Regions from separate parts of the Homo sapiens genome. Here region 1 is linked to region 2. Evidence: chromatin loops called from intact Hi-C (ENCODE). Cell type or tissue: PC-9. All regions are shown on one strand. Links, peaks and the distances in the headings refer to the core of each region. The heading gives the core; the rest is flanking DNA.

Evidence for each region. A loop is a pair of places that touch in the nucleus more often than their neighbours do. Peaks named below come from ENCODE experiments on the same cell type or tissue, not always from the same donor. Only the 100,000 strongest peaks of a DNase experiment are listed, where the experiment ranks them.
Region 1: a loop joins it to region 2, with 6 times the contacts of the local background. A loop is called at or near these places in 36 of 110 quality-filtered maps.

What each region holds. Positions count from the first base shown.
Region 1 is chr1:40,025,730-40,036,292 of GRCh38, reverse strand. The region is part of intron 2 of LOC105378669 (a long non-coding RNA gene); the gene reads left to right. Among named protein-coding and RNA genes, the nearest start is that of CAP1, 9.7 kb to the left of the region's middle. In PC-9, for the core only: a CTCF peak has its summit at 3,808 (motif pointing right); DNase peaks (open chromatin) are centred at 5,412 and 6,592; H3K27ac peaks cover 666 bases.
Region 2 is chr1:39,975,079-39,985,641 of GRCh38, reverse strand. No RefSeq gene overlaps it. Among named protein-coding and RNA genes, the nearest start is that of MFSD2A, 25 kb to the right of the region's middle. RefSeq lists an enhancer at 4,416-5,269. In PC-9, for the core only: no CTCF peak of the experiment used is centred there; DNase peaks (open chromatin) are centred at 3,521, 4,811 and 8,231; H3K27ac peaks cover 2,636 bases.

The DNA.
Region 1 (10,563 bases), core at 1,762-9,761, 50 kb before region 2:
TGGTGCCACCAGAACTACTACTACTGTCCCCATCCCCAGAAAGTTTTCCCACAGTTCCTGCTTCTTTGTATTGCTAACTTTTTTTTTCTTTTTTTTTTTTTGAGACAGAGTCCTGCTCTATCACCCAGACTGGAGTGCAGTGGCATGATCTCAGCTCACTGCAACCTCCACCTCCCAGGTTCAAGCGATTCTCCTGCCCCAGCCTCCAGAGTAGCTGGGATTATAGGCACACACCACCATGCCAGGCTAATTTTTGTATTTTTAGTGAAGGGGGGTTTCACAACATTGGTCAGGCTGGTCTCAAACTCCTGACCATGTGATCTGCCCGCCTGAGCCTCCCAAAGTGCTGGGATTACAGGTGTGAGCCACCGTACCCGGCCTTCTTTTTTTTTTTTTTTTTTAAGACAGAATCTTGCTCTTAGCCAGGCTGGAGTGCAGTGGTATAATCATAACTCACTGCAGCCTTTAACTCCTGGATTCAAGTGATCCTCCCACCTCAGCCTCCGGAGGAGTACCTGGGACTACAGGCACATGCCACCATGACTAGCTACTTTTTGTATTTTTTGTAGAGCTGGAATCTTGCTATGTTGCCCAGGCTGGTCAGGAACTCCCGGCCTCAAGCAATCCTCCTGCCTTGGCCTCCCAAAGTGCTGGGATTACAGGCATGAGCCACTGCACCTGGCCTGTATTGCGACCTTTGGACTCAAAGTTAGGCCAGGTGTGGTGGCTCATGCCTGTATTCCCAGCATTCTGGGAGGCTGGGGTGGTAGGAACACTTGAGCCCAAGAGTTCAAGACCAGCCTAAGCAACATAGTGAGACCTCATCTCAAGGAAAAAAATTTTAAATAAAAAAACCCACAAAAGCAAAATTGGGCCTGTGCCCTTGGCTGTAAATGAGACCAAATAAATCAGTTACGAATGTGAATGCTTTTGCCCACAGATAACAGAAAACTTGACTGTAGTCACCTTTTTAAAGTCAGTTTTTCTCACATACAAGAAAAATGAAGGTAGGCAGTTTTACTGGCTCAGTAATGTCAGAGCTGATATTTCTGCAATTCACTTCACCTTACCCTTGTGGTTGCAAGTTGGCTGTTGCAGCCCTAGTGCCATCAAATCAGGTTTAAGGGACAAGGAAAGAGGAAGGGGAATGTGCAGCGTTTGAAATGGGAAAGCTGACATTTTCTAAGGAACCCACAAAGCATACCCTGCTTCCTGTCTCATAGCCAGATCTAACAGCAAATACTTCAGCTTGTTTGCCCCTGAGAGGAACACAGATGCATTTCACGGTGTTTTTGAGGGCCCCTAGAGGGCCTAAGCCCAGTTATCCATAGCAGTAACCACTCATTAACAAACCCAAGTTAGCTTTTCTCCTTTCCCTAACTTACTTGTGTTAGGGAATCCAAATTAAAGAGAATGGAATTGGCTGAGTCTGCTACACGCGGAAAGTGACAGTGAGCACTGCCAGCTTTGATAGTGTAAGGTGCGTGCTCACTGTCTTGTCTCTCTGTCTCTTATGTTTGGGATATTGTCCAAACATACAAAGGGGTTACAGATTCTGAGTGTACAATAAGAATGATAGGTGTCCACTATAATAAACACTTGTGACTGCCTGACATCGAAATACACCCTTCTTTCTCTACTTACACTTCAAAAAACAAAACAAAACTCCAAACTGAAACAACCCTCCCTTTTATAACCTAAATTGTACTCACTATACTCACCTTCTACCCCCCAAAAAGAAATTATCTCAAATCCTCATCAGTAACTTCATCCAGCAACAAGTCCAGGATCTCTGAATCATGTTCATTCTTTCTCCAGTTCATAATAATCCTGCCTCAATAGTCTGTATGGACTGAACTTTATTTATTTATTTATTTATTTATTTATTGAGATGGAGTCTCACTCTGTCACACAGGCTGGAGTGCTAAGGCTTGATTTCACCTCACTGTAACCTCTGCCTCCCAGCTTCAAGCGATTCTCCTGCCTCAGCCTCCCGAGTAGCTGGAATTACAGGCGTGTGCCACCATGTGGACTGAACTTTAAAGTTAACCACTATAACGTGCCACACCCTATATATATTCATGGGAGAAAGGGAAATGAAAGGAGAAGAAAATTCAATACAACATGTAGATACTTAACTGGCTTGGCGAAAAACTTTCTGTAACTGATCACAAAGCCTTAGTTATCTTTGACTTCATATATCCACTACCCATTCTATATCTTCTTTGTCTTCAGCCAGCACCTCAGTTCACTAGTGTCATAGAGATGGAAAGAGAAAGAGGCATGAAGAAGGCATGCCACTGTCCTAAACATCCTGATCTAGAAGTGGGAAATATTAATTTCACTTACATTTCATTGACTAGAACTTAATCATATAGCTTCTGTTTGGGGCTATAACTGAGTTTCCTATAGGTGACCAAACCCTCTTTCTTGTGGGATTGGAGACCTTGGTGGTCCATCCTGTATAATGTTTTCACAATTTTCCATTAATTTTTAGCACCGGATTTAGAAGAAGTAGGAGGTACCCCTAGTATTCTTTGGGTTATATGCATAATCCTACAAGCTATTGTATAGTGACATTTCTCTTTTACCTTGAAAATAGACCCATTTACCTGAGCTAACCATCATAACCGGTGCAGGTTAAGTTTAACATCAGGCTGTCCATGGGAGATAGCCCTGATTTGTAGCAATTGGCAACTTTTGTGGTGTAAATACTCTCACTACAATCAATTGCAAGCTACCAAGGTTATGTCACTGAATGTAGAGTTGAGAAAAATGCACTGTGGTATGCAGAACTATTGTGCTCCAAAGGTGTGCACATCCTAATCTTTGGGACCTGTGACTATCTTACCATAAATGGGAAAGGGGACTTTGCAATGTGGTTAAATTAAGAATCTTGAGATGAGGAGATTATCCTAGATTATCCAGGTAGGCCCATCCAGGTAGGCCCAATGTAATCACATGGATCCTTGTAAGGGAAAGAGGGAAACAGGAAAGTCAGAGTCAAGAAGCTCAGAAGTCAGACAAAGCTCAGAAGTCAGACGAAGCTCAGAAGAAGCAATATTACAATGAAAGCAGAGGTCACAGTGATGTGACCAAGGCCACATTTTCCCCTAGAGCCTCCAGAAGGAGCACTGTTGAGCTGTGGCGTGGGGGCAATGGTATTAAAAGGATAATGGTATCGGCTGGATTTGTTAATGGCTTCTGAAGTCTTGAAAAAAGAAGTAAGATCTGGCTGGGACAGGTGGCTCACTCCTGTAAACCTAGCACTTTGGGAGCCCGAGGTGGGTGGATAACCTGAGGTCTGGAGTTTGAGACCAGCCAGGCCAACATGGCAAAACCCCATCTCTACTAAAAATACAAAAATTAGCTGGGCATGGTAGCACATGCCTGTAATCCCAGCTACTTGGGAGGCTGAGGCAGGAGAATCTCTTGAACCCAGGAGGCAGAGGTTGCAGTGAGCCGAGATCACACTACAGCACCCCAGCCTGGGTGACATAGTGAGACCCCCATCTCAAAAAAAAAAGAAGTAAGATCATGTTAATTATCAACTCCAGTATGGAAGTCAACTCTGGCTGGAGTGATACACTGCACAATTATATATTTATTTGCTTCTCCTTCATCAGCCACTTCTTTCTGTCGCTTTCCCTGACTTCTCTGCTGCATATGCCAGTTCCTAAAAGTCCAGTCTTAGTTATTATCTTTATTCCAATGCCTCTCTGGTATGTCTGCTATCCTTTTATGTAGCTTTAGTTTCTAGAACATCTTGCTTCAACTCCGCTCAATAACATTGGACAATGTGCCAGTGAGTCACCACAAGATGGCAGCCTTGCTAATTTTGGCTGCACTGAATTCAGTTATTCATTCCTTCAAGTTGGACGGATAGGGGAGGTTCTGAATAAGACTTTAATCTTACTTATTTAACATTTCTTGAGAGCTTGCTCAATAATGGGTCTTTTAACATATTAGTGTTTTGTCTTTTAATGGTGAAAGCTAGGATTATCCCCTTTGCAGATTAGAAAACTGAAGTTGAAAATGATTAACTTGTTCAAAGTCAGGACCTAGATTTGAAACCAGAGTTTTCTGAGTCCAGAGCCAGTGTTCTTTCTATTACATAACTGAATCATAAGCTGCAACAGTATTGTTTAAGGTTTTTTTTTTAAATTATAAGTAACAAGCTGGGCATGGTGGCTCATGCCTGTAATCCCAGCACATTGGGAGGCTGAGGCTGGCGGATCACTTGAGGTCAGGAGTTCGAGACCAGCCTGGCCATCAAGGTGAAACCCTGTCTCTACCAAAAGATACAAAAAATTAGCCAGGCATGGTGGCTTGCACCTGTAGTCCCAGCTACTCGGGAGGCTGAGGTGGGAGGGGAATTGTTTGAACCCGGGAGGTGGAGGTTGAAGTGCAGTAAGCCAAGATCATGCCACTGCACTCCAGCCTGGGTGACAGAGTGAGACCCTGTCTCAAAAACAAAACAAAACAAAATAAAATTACAAGTAACAGAAAACCAACTTGAGCCAGTTTAACAGCAACAACACAACAAAGTATTTGCAGTACCTCATGGAAACTTGGGATAGAAATGATGCCCTGGCTTTAAAAGAGAGAACAGAGATAGGGATTGGAAAGCCTTCAAGGTGTGGGGGAAGAAAGAAAGAAAAATGGGGAAAGGAAAGGGAAAGGAAAAGCTGGGGAGGCCCAAGAGATTAAGTTCTGTCCCATCCCCCATTTAACTAGACTGGCTTCATTTTAATGCATTTTACGTATCAGGGCCCCATGCAATGTATTTACTTGAAAATTAAGGATTCACTACATTATTATTATTATTGAGACAGAGTCTTGCTCTTTCACCCAGGCTGGAGTGCAGTGGTGCTATCTTGGCTCACTACAACCTCCATCTCCCAGGTTTAAACGATTCTCCTGCCTCAGCTTCCCAAGCAGCTGGGATTACAGGCACATGCCACCATGCCTGGCGAATTTTTGTATGTTTTATAGAGATGGGGTTTCACCATGTTGGCCAGGCTGCTCTCGAACTCTTGGCCTCAAGCGAGCCATTCGCCTCAGCCTCCCAAAGTGCTGGGATTACAGGTGTGAGCCACCATGCCCAGCCCTAGGGATTTTTTTTCTAATTGTTCACTCTAATAAGTAAAATTATAATGAATATGTTATCATGTTGCCATAGGCAGTACATGAAATCATAAAGTAATTCCATTTCCCCTGACTCTTACAAGTTTTCTTAGGGGAGCATGGGGGTGGGTGTAGTCACAGACAGTTCTGGCCTGTGGCCAAAGTCCAGTGCTACTTAAGTCTTCCCTCGCTGTGCCCTAAGACCGCAAATATTTAGTAAGCATCTAACTGCATGCCAGGCACTGCTGAAAACTGTGGATACAATGGTGAATAAAACAGGCACAGTCTGTCATCTTGGAGCTAACAATCTAGTGACAAAGACAGACACCAAACAGATACTGTACTAAATAATTACAAGAATCATAAGCAAAGTGCTGCCAAACAGAAGTTCAGAAGTATAAGGAAACACATAACAGGGCGAGCTGATTTAATCTGGAAGGATTAGGGCAGGATGCCCTGAGGAAATGCTATTTAATATGAGATCTGATGGATGAGTATGAATTAGCCAGACAACAGAATAGAGCAGAGAGGAAAAGTATGAAGTCCCAAAGGTGAGAGACAGCATGGTAGGTTCAAGGAATTGAGAAAAGATTAGTGTGGTTGAGCACAGAGAATAAAAGGAAATGAGATGAGACTGAGGCAAAATAAATAGCAGGGTCCAGATCATGCACAACCTGTGTGTTATATTAAAGATTTTGAAATCTATTCCAAGGGAAGTCACTGAAGGACTTTAAACTGAGAACATGCACGGTCCTATTTGTGTTTGAACAAGAACATTCTAGCCATAGCATGAAGAAGGGCCAAAGTGAATGCAAGGAGGCCAGAGAAGTTAGCTGTTGAAGAAGTCCAGGCAAGAGATGATGATGGCTTGGACTGCAGTGGCAGCAGTAGGGATGAAAAGAAGTGGACAGATTTAGCCGGGCGCGGTGGCTCACGCCTGTAATCCCAGCACTTTGGGAGGCCAAGGTGGGCGGATCACCTGAGGTCGGGAGATCGAGACCAGCTTTATCCGCAAGGAGAAACCCTGTCTCTACTAAAAATACAAAAATTAGCTGGGCATGGTGGTGCATGCCTGTCATCCCAGCTACTCGGGAGGCTGAGGCAGGAGAATCGCTTGAACTTGGGAGGCAGAGGTTGTGGTGAGCCAAGATTGTCCATTGCACTCCAGCCTGGGCAACAAGAAAGAAACTCCGTCTCAAAAAAAAAAAGAAAGAAAAAAGAAAAAAGGAGTGGACAGATTTGAGAGTGAGTGATCTAGGAGGTGGAAATGACGGAAGCTAGTGACTGATCTTTTATGGGTGTGTGTGTGTGTATGTGAGAGAGAGGGAGTAGTCAAGTGGACTTTTAGTTCTCTGGTTTGAGCAGCTGGGTGGATAGTATTTCCTTACAGACACTGGGAGCACTAGAGGATGAGGAAGTTGATGGTAAAAGGTGATAAGTTCTGTATGAGACATGTTCAATTTAAGGTGTCTATGAGATTTCCTGAATACGCAGGACTGAAGTTCAGAAGGCAAGTCTGGCCAGAAGGTGTGGACTTAAGAGTTCCAAGATTTTTTTTTTTTTTTTTTTGAGACAGAGGCTTGCTCTGTCACCCAGACTGGAGTTCAGTGGCACAATCTTGGATCACTGCAACCTCTGCTTCCAGGGTTCAAGCAATTCTCATGCCTTAGCTGCCCCACTCTCACCCCCAGTAGCTGGGATTACAGGTGCATGCCACCACGCCCAGCTTTTTTTTTGTGTGTGTGTGATGTAGTCTTGCACTGTTGTTCAGGCTGGAGTGCAATGGTGCGATCTCAGCTCACTGCAACCTCCACCTCCCAGGTTCAAGCGATTCTCCTGCCTCAGCCTCCTGAGTAGCTAGGATTACAGGTGCCCACCATGCCCAGCTAATTTTTGTATTTTTAGTAAGATGGGGTTTCACCATGTTGGCCAGGCTGGTCTCAAACTCCTGACCTCAGGTGATCCGCCCACCTCGGCCTCCCAAAGTGCTGGGGTTATAGGCATGAGCCACCGCACCTAGCCCTAATTTTTGTATTTTTAGTAGAGACAGGGTTTCACCATGTTGGCCAGGCTGGTCTTGAACTTCTGGTCTCAAGTGATCTGCCCACCTTGGCCTCCCAAAGTGCTGGGATTACAGGCATGAGGCACTGCACTTGGCCGTGGAGTTCTAAGATTGAAAGAGTACAGAGTGAGGCAAGAAAAGGGTCAGCCAGAGCTCTGCACAGAGCTATACAAAGAGTTAGAAGCCAGAAAAGAAGATTGAAAAGGAGCAATTAGAGAGTTAGCAGAAAGTCAGAAAACTACATGGTCCAAAAAAGCCAAGGGAAGAAACATTTCAAAAAGGCAGTGGATACCTGTACTAAATAAAATAGAGTGATCACATAAAAAGGATTAAAAAGTATCCATTGGATTTTAAGACATGGTGGCCTTTGGCGATATTTTCAGAAGCATTTTTTGCAGACTGGTAGTAGGCAGAGACTAGATAAAGTGTAATGGGAAGTGGGAGGTGAGAAAAGGGGGAGAGCAGTGTAGGTTACGCTTAAAAATTTTCCTCTGAGAGTGGACAAACAAAAGCAGTTGAAGGGAAACTTATTAACCCAGCTCTTCAAGCTAAATATTGAAGAGTTGAATTTGATTCGACTCTTCTATTCCTCTTATGTCCCGTTTCCAATATATGAGCAAAGACCATTGGCTCTAACTTCAAAATATATTCTGAATCTCTCTACTTACTCATTTTCTTCACTGCTACCTACTCCAAGCTACCATCATCTCTTGCCTGGACTATCTTAAGAGCCTCTCAATTTATCTAATTGATCTATCTCTGCCATTTGTTTCCTACATATCAAATATATGAATTAACGAGGCAACTTATTTGCCTCCTATACACATCCTACATACAATGGTGGGAAAGGCTAGAGTTGCTCTACAGTTGCTCCCATGGCTAGAGTTGCTCTAGAGTTGCTCCCCTTCAAAACAAGGGAAAATGGGAGGCATACAGCAGAGACAACTCTGAAATCCAACTGATGTAGGTTGATTAGAGCTTAGTCCAATTGCCGGAGAGTTGTTCATTGTGGTTTCAGCTCCAATATCTGGGCTCTTGGTTACACTCTGAATCATCCTTCCTTTTCTATAAGAAAATTGAGTTTGTATCTGAGTAGCCTTCTCAGCCTGATTCCTCCCTATAAAAGGCATCTTTCCATTTTGTACTGTCTATGTCCCCATTAGTCCTAGCTGATAGATGCTTCTGCCAGAGCAATTCTCTTAGAAGCTTTGTGGGTTCCTTATGCATGAATTTATTATCCACTCCAACAAAAGCTACTCTCATAAATCTCTTTGAGATAAGCACTTCCTTCCCTTGAGAGACTGCTCCAAAATGTCCTTAAGATCTTTGGAGAGACTTTTTTTTCTATCAGATGGATTCTATAAAGCATCCTATAAAGCATTCTATAAAGGTCTTAACCTTTAACTTCTTTTTTAGATAATATTTTCCTGACAGTGTCTTGGATTTTACTTCTGCCCAGAGCCATTTCTTAACTTTAGAATCATTTACCATCTGGAGAGGCTGACAGTGAAAACAGTTTTATTTTCAAGCCAAGCCAAGTAAGTCCTGGTCCTAGATATAGATATGTGTGTGTGTGTGTGTGTGTATATATATATATATATATACACACACATATATATACACACATATATATACACATATATATACACATATATATATACACACACATATATATCAGCTTTATTGAGATATAATCCACATACCATACAAGTCTCCCATTTAAAACATACAATTCGATGTTTTTAGTATATTCACAGAGTTGTACAACTTTTACCATGATCAATCTTAGAACATTTTTATCACCCCAAAAAGGGACCTGGTACCCATTAATGGTCATACTCTGTCCCCCCTCACCCCTGCCACCTCTGTCTTAGTCTGTTTGTGCTGCTACAACAAAATACATGAGACTGAATAATTTATAAATAGTAGACATTTCTCACAGTTCTAGAGGCTTGGAAGTCCAAGATCAAAGCACTGGTGTTTGGCATCAGGTGAGGACCTTCTCACATGGCAGAAGAGATGGAACCCACCAACTCAAGCCCTTTTATAAGGGCCTTAATGCCATCCATGAGGGCTCGGCCCTTATTAGTCATCTCCTAAAGGCCCCACCTCTTAATACTATTACATTGGTGATTCAGTATCAACATATGAATCTTGGGGACACATTCAGAACACAGCACCCCACAACTCTCCCTGCCCAACCATAGGCAATCACTAATCTACTTGTCTCTATAGATTTGCCTATTCTGGGCATTTCATATGTTAAATAAAATGTATGGTCAGGCACAGTGGCTCACCTACCCAGCTAATTTTTTAAATTATCTGTAGAGATGAGGTCTTACTATGTTGCCCCGGGTGGTCTTGGGCTCAAGCAATCCTCCCTCCTCAGCCTCTCAAAGTGGTAGGATTACAGGTGTGAGCCACTGCACCCAGTCTTATAAATTGATTTTTTTTTTTTTTAAAAAAAGACAACTCAACCATCTGCAACAATAGGGGCTATGGTTCATCCCCCTAACCTCACTCATTCAGGTTTCTCCTCAGGAAGAGAGGCCTGTGAGAGCTGTAGAGGAACTTCTCTCCAATGATGTGGGGCAGGTGGATCTTGGCAGTGCAAGGGATGGGCTATGTGACCAAGGGGTGGACTGTGTGCACAATGTCTTACATCCACCTTCACAAAGAGAATCTGCTGTGAGGTGTAGAGGTAACTGCCGTACCTCTGGGATTTGCCACAGCATTCTTGCCAAGGCACGCTTTCCCTGGATTCATCCCAGCCAATGACCGAGCTCCAGGGCATACTACAGCTGGGCCATTTCTGCCTTATGTGGGACTCCTTCACTGGGCAATCAGCCTGGCCAAGAGTTTTTTCAGAGCTGCACTAACACTCGGAGCCTCTTCCTACCCAATCCTCCTTCTTTCCTTCTCTCCTCTCACGGGTGTCAGTCCTGCACCATGGCCTGAAGATTCTCCCTGTCTACTCCTGCTGCTTCTTATCTTTTCACTGCCATTTTCCACTTGAACTTTTTTCTTTTCTTTTTTTAGAGGCAGAGCCTTACTCTGTCACCCAGGCTGGAGTGCAGTGGCTCAATTATATCTCATTGTAACCTCGAACTCCTGGGCTCAAGCCGCCTCCCGTCCTCAGCCTCAATCTCTTGAGTAACTATCTGCCTTGAACTTGTGAGAGGACTCAAATTTATGCAGCTTTTAGCTGTTTCTAAGAAAAAGTTTGGTATGGGTGCTACCATAATGAAAGCCTAAAATGTGGAATTGGCTTTGAAACCACCTGGCTGACTGAGGCTGGAAGGACATTGAGGTGTGGCATGGTGGCTCACGCCTGTAATCCCAGCACTTTGGGAGGCTGAGACAGGTGGATCACC
Region 2 (10,563 bases), core at 928-8,927:
CATTTGATCCTGGACTTCCCAGCCTCCAGGACTATGAAAAGTAAATACTTGTCGTTTAAGCCACCTGGTCTTTGGCATTTTGTTATAGCAGCCTGAATAGACTGAAGCAATCAGATTGAGCCTGAGCTTTGGATTTAAACACGAGTAAATCCAGGCAAGATCTGTGGCGGGGAAAGGGAACGAGAAAATAATACTAATGAGACTGTGGAATCTAAGATGTGTAAGATGATAAGTTAAAGGGCAATGAAAAGGTGATAGGGTCAATGGGTTGGATGTCATGAAGACGTTGACAAATTATTGGATTCAGAGTATTAGAGAGAGTGAGCCAGAAAGATAAAAGGTGACGGTCAAAGAATAGGATGTTTTTGTTTTTCTGAAACAGGGTCTTTCTCTGTCACCCAGGCGGGAGTGCAGTGGTGCAATCATGAGCTCAAGCAATCCTCCCGCATCAGCCTCCCGAGTAGCTGGGACCATAGGAATGCACCACCATGCCTGGCTAATTTTTGTATTTTTGTGGAGACAGAGTTTCACCATGTTGCCCAAGCTGGTCTCAGACTCCCGAGTTCAAGCAGTCCTCTTGCCTTGGCCTCCCAAAGTGCTGGAATTACAGTCATCAGCCACTGCGCCCATCGGCCTAGGAAGTTTTAAAATAATCAAAATACTAGCTTGAACTTTAAGATCAATGCAAATGTTTTCAAAATTAAAAATGTAGAGGTTTCATATAATTAATATGTGAATTTAGCAAGACTACTGGATATGAGATCAACATACAAATGTATTTCTTTATAATAGCAACAAAAAAATTAGAAAATGAAATTTACAAAAAATATCATTTACATCAGTATCAAAAATATCAAATACTTAGGAATAAATCTATTGAAAGATGTTTGAGATTTTAACCTGTGGCCAGGAGTGGTGGCTCATGCCTATAATCCCAGCACTTTGGGAGTCTGAGGTGGGAGAATTGCTTGAGCCCAGGAGTTGGAGACCAGCCTGGGCAACATAGCAAGACCCCACCTCTACAAAAAATGTAAAAAGAATCATAATAAATGTTCAAAGAAAAAAAAAAAGACCTCAACCTGAAACATTCTCTCTCTCTCTTTTTTTTTTTTTTTTGAGACAGAGTCTCATTCTGTTTTCAGGCTGGAGTGCAGTGGCGCGATCTCAGCTCACTGCAACCTCCGCCCTCCGAGTTCAAGCGATTCTCCTGCCTCAGCCTCCCGAGTAGCTGGGATTACAGGCGCCTGCCACTGCACCCGGCTAATTTTTTGTATTTTTAGTAGATATGGGGTTTCACCTTCTTGGCCAGGCTGGTCTCGAACTCCTGACCTTGTGATCCACCCGCCTTGGCCTCCCAAAGTGCTGGGATTACAGGTGTGAGCCACCGCGTCCGGCCCTCTCTCTTTTTTAAGAGACAGTGTCTCACTATTTTGGCCAGGCTGGTCTCAAACTCCCTGGCTCAGGTGATCTTCCTGCCTCAGCCTCCCAAGTAGCTGGGACTACGGGCATGCACCACCATGCCTGTTTCTATAAGACATTCTTGACATAAATTAAACACGACCTAAATAAATGGACAGATATTTCATGTTCATAAATTAGAAGACTCAATATTGTTAAGATGCCAGTTTTTTCCAATTAGTTCATAGATTCAGTGTAATTCCATCAAACTCCCAGCACATTCTGTGTGTGTATGTGTGTGTGTGTGTGTGTGCACACGCATACATTGACAAGCTGATTCCAAAATACATATGGACAATCCAAAAACCTTGAAGTTTGGCCAGGCATGGTGACTCATACCTGTAATCCCAGCACTTTGGGAGGCCAAGGCAGGCAGATCACCTGAGGTCAGGAGTTCAAGACCAACCTAGCCAATATGCTGAAACCCCCTATCTACTTAAAGTACAAAAAAATTAGCTGGGCATGATGGCGGGCATCTGTAGTCCCAACTACTTGGGAGGCTGAGGCAGGAGAATCGCTTGAACTTGGGAGGTGGAGGTTGCAATAAGCCAAGATCGCGCCATTGCACTTCAGCCTGGGAGAGAGTGAAACTCCATCTCAAAAACAAAACAAAACAAAACCTTGAAGTTGAAAGACTTACACTACCAAATTTCAACATTTACTATATAAATCTATAGTAATTAAGACAGGGGACTCTTGGAGTAAGAATAGCTGAGTAGATCACTTGAACAGGATAAAGAGTCCAGGGCCAGCCACGGTGGCTCATGCCTGTAATCCCAGCACTTTGGGACGCCGAGGCAGGTGGATCACCTGAAGTCAGGAGTTTGAGACCAGCCTGACCAATATGGTGAAACTCCGCCTCTACTAAAAATACAAAAATTAGCCGGGTGTGGTGGCGTGTGCCTGTAATCCCGGCTACTGGGGAGGCTGAGGCAGGAGAATTGCTTGAACCCGGGAGATGGAGGTTGCATTGAGCCGAGATCGCACCATTGCACTACAGCTTAGGCGACAGAGCAAGACTCTGTCTCAAAAAAAAAAAAAAAAAAAAAATAGAGTCCAAAAATGGACCTACACATATAGGTTCTTTTGATTTATGCCACTGTAATCAAGTAGGGGAGGGACGTCCTTTTAATAAAAGGTGCTGGAATAATTGGATAAGTACAGAGAAAAATAAACTCTGACCCTTAACTCACACTATACACAAAAATTAATTTGAGTGGATCATAGACCTAAATAAAAAAAGTATAAAACAACAATAAAACAACTTCTAAATAAAAACATAAGATAATTTTTTTGATATTGGGGTAAGTAAAGATTTCTTTTTTTTTTTTTTTTTTTGAGACGGAGTCTCACTCTGTTGTCAGGCTGGAGTACAGTGGTGCGATCTCCGCTCACTGCAACCTCCGCCTCCCAGGTTCAAACAATTCTCCTGCCTCAGCCTCCCGAGTTGCTGGGATTACAGGCATGCACCACCATACCCGGCTAATTTTTGTATTTTTAGTAGAGACGGGGTTTTACCATGTTAGCCAGGCTGGTCTCGAACTCCTGACCTCAGGTGATCCAGCCGCCTTGGCCTCCCCAAAGTGCTGGGATTACAGACGTGAGCCACCGCGCCCAGCCTCCTGAATGTAAATTATATCTCAATAAAACATTGAAAAGTAAGGAGTTTTTTGTTTATTTTTAATTACAAAAGCAAAATAAATGCTTGGTCTTTATAGACTACTAAAACAAGTATAACTAGAAGAATGACAGGCCTTGATCTCATTTCTAGGGACAAGATCTGTCTTCAAATTTATGCAGGTCTTCCATGGGACAAAGAGAAGGGTTGTATTGTGCAGATGCCAAAGAGAGGATCTAGAATCTGTGGGGACAAGCCACAAGGAGATAGCTTTCAAGATGAAGGAAACCTTTTTTTATGCCCTTCTCCACAAATGAAACAGGCTGCCTTGAGCCAAAATGAGCTGGCTGCCAAAGGCATGAGCAAGCAGAAGGCAGCCACAGGCATCCACGCATCAGGTGGGGTTGGATTAGACAGCCTAGGTCTCGTCCTCTGCCTCTGCTACTCCTTTAAGGAACAGCAAGGAGTAGAACAGCCCCTCCCACACTATGAGTTGTCCCTTTGTGTTAACAGAAATGGCCAAACCCATCTGCTGAAAGCCATAGATTGCTGGAGGACTAGCTCTGGAGTCTGAGCCCTGATGGCAGTGAAAAGGGAGGGAAGGACACAGGACAAAAGTCTTGGTTCTTAAGAAACGGACAGGCCAGGAGGTGGTTCACATCTGTAATCTCAGTACTTTGGGAGGCCAAGGAGGGAGGGTCACTTGAGCTCAGCAGTTAAGACCAACTTGGACAACATAGGGAGACCCTGTCTCTACAAAAAATAAAATAATTAGCTGGGCAAGGTGGCACGCCTCTAGTCCCAGCTACTCAGGATGCTGAGGCAGGAGGATTTGTTGAGCACAGGATTTCGAGGTTGCAGTGAGCCATGGTCACACTACTGTACTCCAGCTTAGGGGACAGAGTGAGACCTTGAAAAAAAAAAAGAGAGAAAGAAAAGAAAAAGGAAGAAAGGAAGAAGAAAGGGAGAAAGGGAGAAAGAACGAGAGAAAGGAAATAAAGAAAGAAAGAAAAGAAGGAACTGATAAATTTGGTGGGAAAAAATGGCCAGGCGCGGTGCCTCACACCTATAATCCCAGCACTTTGGGAGGCCGAGACAGGCAGATCACCTGAGGTCAGGAGTTCAAAACCAGTCTGACCAACAATGACGAAACCCCGTCTCTACGAAAAATACAAAAATTAGCCGGGCGTGATGGCGCACATCCCAGCTACTTGGGAGGCTGAGGCAGGAGAATTGCTTGAACCCAGGAGGCGGAGGTTGCAGTGAGCCGAGATCGTACCATTGCACTCCAGCCTGGGCAACAGAGTGAGACTCTGTCTCAAAAAAAAAAAAAAATTGGTTGGAAAACAAAAATAACTCTGAGCTAGGAGTGAGACAGATTCTCTCCTTCTGCCTGTGGCTGGCTGTGTGACCTTGTGCAACTTCCTTGTCCTCTCTGAGCCTGGAGTCTAGGCTGGGTAGTTCTTGGGCCTTCTCTGGTACTGACATCCTTTGAGGCCACACGGATGGCCACCTGGGCCAGATGGGAGTCACTGAAGGGGAAGGTACTGGGAGAGTGACTGCGGTGACTGTAGTGGCAGACAGGAGAAAGAGAGACTTTAGGACTCATTCCCCATCTCTTATGAAACACAGTAAGGGCAAACAGTCCTGCCCTTTCCTATTTCTCTGACCCTCAGTAGCCCTAGGACATCCCAGCTTCCTCCTACGCCACCCAGGCCCCCTTGGATCACCTTGGGGCAGGAATCCAGTCCACTCAACCCAGGCTAATTTAACAGGATTTCTACCAGACAAAGGGCAATTTCCTGGATGGTGAGCAGGCAGGGCTGGGCCTCTTTAGGGCTTGGGCCTCACCCCAGAAAGAGCCTTAAGCCACAGCAATCAGGGACTTCCTTGATTGCCTTGGAGATATAAGCCCCACGCAACCCTGCCCAGCTGCCCTGGAGGGAAAAAGGTAGGCTCTAGATCTTATCCAACACACCCAGTCCTAAACCTTCTCTGACTGCTACCTCCTGTCACTTTCTTCTCCTCTCTTCCCTGCCTCCATTCTTTTCAACATATTTATGACTCCACTTTGTGCTAGGCATTGTGTTAGATCCTGGATATACAAAGACTTGTGATCCAAGGTGGGTCCTGCCCTAGGAACTCAAAGACTAGAAGAGACATAGACATGTACAGTTGGTTCTTATGACTTGTATTATATTCCATACAGTCACCATGAACACTGAATTAGCAAATACTAGACCATTGTTCCTAGGGGAAATGGGAAATACAAAATTAGGTTCCTGAGAGCCTCTGATCATAATACTTTTTTTTTTTTTTTGAGATGGAGTCTCGCTCTGTTGCCCAGGCTAGAGTACAGTGATGATATGGCTCCGATGAGTGAAAAAACACCAGGGCTCTTGGTCCTCATGCCAGTTTAGATAAAATGACACGGACACACATGGAGTGGTTTTAAGGAACGGAGGGTTTAATAGGCAAGAAGGAAGGGAGAAGAAAGAAGGCAGAAGCTCTCTTGTACAGAGACGGAGGGAGGGGGGCTCCAAAGCCAAGAGAGGAGATCTCACGTGCCATGGATACTAACAAGGTATATGAAGAGGCTGGAGGAGGCGGTGTTTGATTTGCATAGGGCTCAGGGGATTAGTTTGACCAGGCATGTCATTCATGTAGCCCACAAAAAAAACTGGCCCTCCCACCCTAGCCTTTTAATATGCAAATACAGGGCACCATGATGTTCTACACACATGGAGATATGTGGGGGTGGCTATTTTGCCAGGCATATATGGGGCAAGGGCAAGAAGAAGAGGGCAGGAATCCCCATGTTTGGGTGGACCCAACTTCTAATGGCCTGCATTTGCGTATGAAAGGTTGCTGCCCAGGTCTAAGAGCCAGGGCTTTCATGCTAGACAAGAAATGTTTTTGGAGCTGCTTTGAAAATGAAAACTCTCCCAGGACCCCTTTTCCACTCTATCTGCCTAAAATAGCTTTTTTTTTTTTTTTTTTGAGACAGAGTTTTGCTCTTGCCCAGGCTGGAGTGCTATAGCACTATCTTGGCTCACCGCAACCTCCACCTCCCAGGTTCAAGCGATTCTCCTGCCTCAGCCTTCCCAAGTAGCTGGGATTACAGGCATGTGCCACCAAGTCTGGCTAATTTTGTATTTTTAGTAGAGATGGGGTTTCTCCATGTGGGTCAGGCTGGTCTCAAACTCCCGACCTCAGGTGATCCGCCTACCTCGGCCTCCCAAAATGCTGGGATTACAGGCGTGAGCCATCGCACCCGGCCTAAAATAACTTCTTAATAACTCCTACCACAGTGATGCAATCTTGGCTTACTGCAACCTCCACCTCCCAGGTTCAAGCGATACTCCTGCCTCAGCCTCCTGAGTAGTTGTTATTACAGGTGCATGCCACCGCGCCTGGCTTAAATTTTGTATTTTTAGTAGATATGGGGTTTCGCCATGTTGGCCGGGCTAGTCTCAAGCCTGTGACCTCAATTGATCTGCCCGCCTTGGCCTCCCAAAGTGCTGGGATTACAGGCATGAGCCATCGCACCTGGTCTGATCACAACACTTTTATTAAATGATCAATACATAACCATGTTTTACATGTGCTTCTATTTAAAGACACCTTATTTAATTGGTATTGTTGATTCATTGACATTGAACTCATTACAACTCATGCCTGAATGAAGCTTGTCTAACATATGTATTTTCTCTGTAAGGCACATCACGGCTGTCTTAGTCTATTTTCTGTTGCAATAACAGAATACCTGAGACTGGATAATTTATCAAGAAAAGAAATTTCTTTCTTACAGTTCTAGAGGCTGCGAAGTCCAGGAGCATGGTGTCAGCATCTAGTGAGGGCCTTCTTGCTACATCATAACATGGTGGAGGACAACACATGCAAAAGTGTTAGGTCAGGTCGCTCTTCCCCTCCTTGTAAAACCACCAGTCCCATCATAGAGGTCCCATCCTGATTATCTTATCTAATCCCAATTACCTCCTAAAGGCCCCATCTCCAATCAACATACAAATTTGGAGATTAAATTTCCAACATGTGAAATTTGGGGGACACATTCAAACCACAGCGACAGCCTTCTTGTGCTTAGAAACACTAGACAACACTTCAGCACTCTGTTTGGGGCAAGAAAAAGTATGAAAATGAAAAAACATGGCACTAAATAAACAACACCAAGTGAAAAAAAAGAAGGGCATCACTTTGCTCAGCCTCAGCTGGGAACATGCACATTAGACAACTTGAAATTTTTGCCACTCTGTGCATATCCATGAATGACCGTGAGTATTAATATGGGAGTTGGGAGTTAAGCTATGAGTACACAAAGGCATAAGAATAATCCAATGGACTTTGGAGACTCATGGGAAAGGGTGGGAGAGGAGTGAGGGATAAAAGCTACACATTGGATACTGTGTACACTGCTTGGATGATGGGTGCACAAAAATCTCAGAAATCACCACTAAAGAAATTATTCATGCAATCAAACACCATCTGTTCCCCAAAAACCTACTGAAATAAATAAAATAAAATAAAATAAATTAAAATAAAAGTTCAGGCCAGGCATGGTGGCTCATGCCTATAGTCCCAGCACTTTGGGAGGCTGAGGTGGGTGGATAACTTGAGGTCAGGAGTTCAAGACCAGCCTGGCCAATACAGTGAAACCCCGTCTCTACTAAAAACACAAAAATTATCCAGGCATGGTGGCAGGTGCCTGTAATCCCAGCTACTCGGGAGACTGAGGCAGAAGAATCGCTTGAACCCGGCAGGTGGAGGCTGCAGTGAGCTGAGATCACGCCACTGCACTCCAGCCTGGGTGACAGAGCAAGACTCCATCTCAAAAAAAAAAAAAAAAAAGTTCATAATAAAAAAATTAATTGTATTTCTATACACTAGCAATGAAAAAAATATGGGGGTCACAAATAAATGTTAGCAAGTAGACAAATTCATAAATATGGAATCTGTGAATAATGAAGGTTAACTGTGTTCTGCTCTAGGAGATCCTGGAGGAATCTTTGACTCAGGTTGGAAGCATCAAGAAAGACTCCCAAAGAGATAATACTTTAGCTATGTCCTGAAATACAGGGAGGTCCATGCAGGTGGCCCATGACCAAAAACTAAGTTATGTGGTTTGACAAAGAATTATTTCATTCTTATTCAGAAGCATTTTGTTGTTCTCATAAATGAGGTCACCTCTTTCACTGTATCTTCTAAGTCAACACTGAACAATAGAACTTTCTGCAATGATTGAAATGTTCTGATACAGCATATTCTATAATACAGTAACCAACAGTCACATGTGGTAATGAGACCTTAAAATGTGATTAGCGTGATTGAGGAATTGATTTTTAAATTTATTTGATTTCAATTATGTGGGATATGATGAGGTTTCTCTTCAAATAGCCTGATCAATCCTTTATTCTTTAATTTATAGTACCCCCCTACCCACCCCTTTTTTCTTTTTCTTTTTTTTTCTTCCTTTCTGCTTTTGTTACATGCCCAGACACGCCACAGTACCAGGCGTTATCAGTACCAGCTCACATTCCTTTCCTTATTTGGAAAGAAGACTAGCTCTCTCGCTTATTGCAGATACCCCTCTCCCTTTCCCCTCTCTCCCTTACATGCCCACCTTATGTAAAAAAAGTTCAAATGTTTAGCCAACCAGGATTAGTTTAGAGTGTACGACCCGATCCCAGCCAATGGGAAAAGGGTACAGGGGCAGGACTTGCGTCAGGAATAAAGGCTCTTGTGCTCCATTGTTCAGGTGTGCTCTCATGGCGACTGGCCAAGGAGAAGCACCCCTCTGCGCAGAAGTAAAATTGCTTTGCTAAGAATCCTGTGTTTGAGTGTTCAATTTCCTTAGGATTTTGAACATTATTCCCAACAATTCGTTTTAAATTTAAAATTAAATAGGCAATGTGGTGTGGTTATTACATTGAACAATGCAATTTAGCTTAATGCAGTTTGTATATATGAAGGGGATTGATTTTTGTGTAATAATTTTATACCCTTTTTCCTTACTGAGACTTCTCATCGTTTATAGTAGTTTTTCAGTTGATTCACTTGGGTTCTCTTGGAATACAAACATGTCATTGACAAATAAAGATAATTTTACCAGGCCGGGTGCAGTGGCTTACTCTTGTAATCCCATTTGGGGAGGCTAAAGGCAGGTGGATCCCTTGAGTCCAGGAGTTCAAGGCCAACCTGGGCAACATGGTGAAACCCTATTTTTAAAAAATGTATAAAAACAAAAATAAATAAAATAAAATTAAACATTTTACATATATCTTTCCAATTTTTATTTCTTTTTCTTGTCTAATTACATTATCTAATGCAATTTATATTGCTTGTTTATATTGGCCAATGAAATGTATAGTGGCTGGGCGTGGTGGCTCATACTTGTAATCCCAGCACTTTGGGAGGCCAAGGTGAGCAGATCACCTGAGGTCAGGAGTTCAAGACCAGCCTGACCAACATGGAGAAACCCCGTCTCTATTAAAACTACAAAATTAGCCAGGCATGGTGGCGCATGCCTATAATCCCAGCTACTTGGGAGGCTGAGGCAGGAGACTCGTTTGAACCCAGGAGGTGTAGGTTGCAGTGAGCAGAGATCGCTCGCCACTGCCCTCCAGCCTGGGCAACAAGAGCGAAACTCCATCTCAAAAAAAAAAAAAAGAAATGTTGTATAGTAGTAGTGGTGATAGTTTGTAGGCTTGTCCCTGACAGTGGAATTCCTAAGTGTGATTTCTTCCCTATTTATATGAAAATGTTGCAAACAAGTGGCAAATGAATTTTTTTGGCCTCCAAACTTGCTCATGTTTGCTGTGTTTAGAAGTCCTACTCATTGTTTCCCAAGATAGAAATCTAGGCATTGCCGGGCTCCATGGCTCACACCTGTAATCCCAACATTTTGGGAGGCTGAGGAGGAAGGATCGCTTGAGCCCAGGAGTTCGAGACCAGGCTTCGCCACATAGCAAGACCTTATCTCTACAAAAAATCAAAAAATGAGACAGGAGGATCGCTGAAGCTTGGGAGGTGGAGGCTGCAGTGAGCCATGATCGTGCCACTGCACTCCTGCCTGGGCGACAGTGAGATGTTCTCTTAAAAACGAACAAACAAAAAAGAAATATAGGCCAGGTGCAGTGGTTCATGCCTGTAATCCCAGCACTTTGGGAGGCCAAGGCGGGTGGATTACAAGGTCAAGAGATCAAGACCATCTTGGCCAAGATGGTGAAACCTCGTCTCTACTAAAAATACAAAAATTAGCTGAGCGTAGTGGCACTCGCTTGTAATCCCAGCTACTTGGGAGGCTGAGGCAGGAGAATCACTTGAACCCAGGAGGCGGAGGTTGCAGTGGGCCAAGATTGTGCCACTGCACTCCAGCCTGGCGACAGAGTGAGACTCCAGCTCAGAAAAGAAAAGAAAAGAAGAAAAGAAAAAGAAATATAGACATCACTTTCATACTCTCTCCCCCTCTC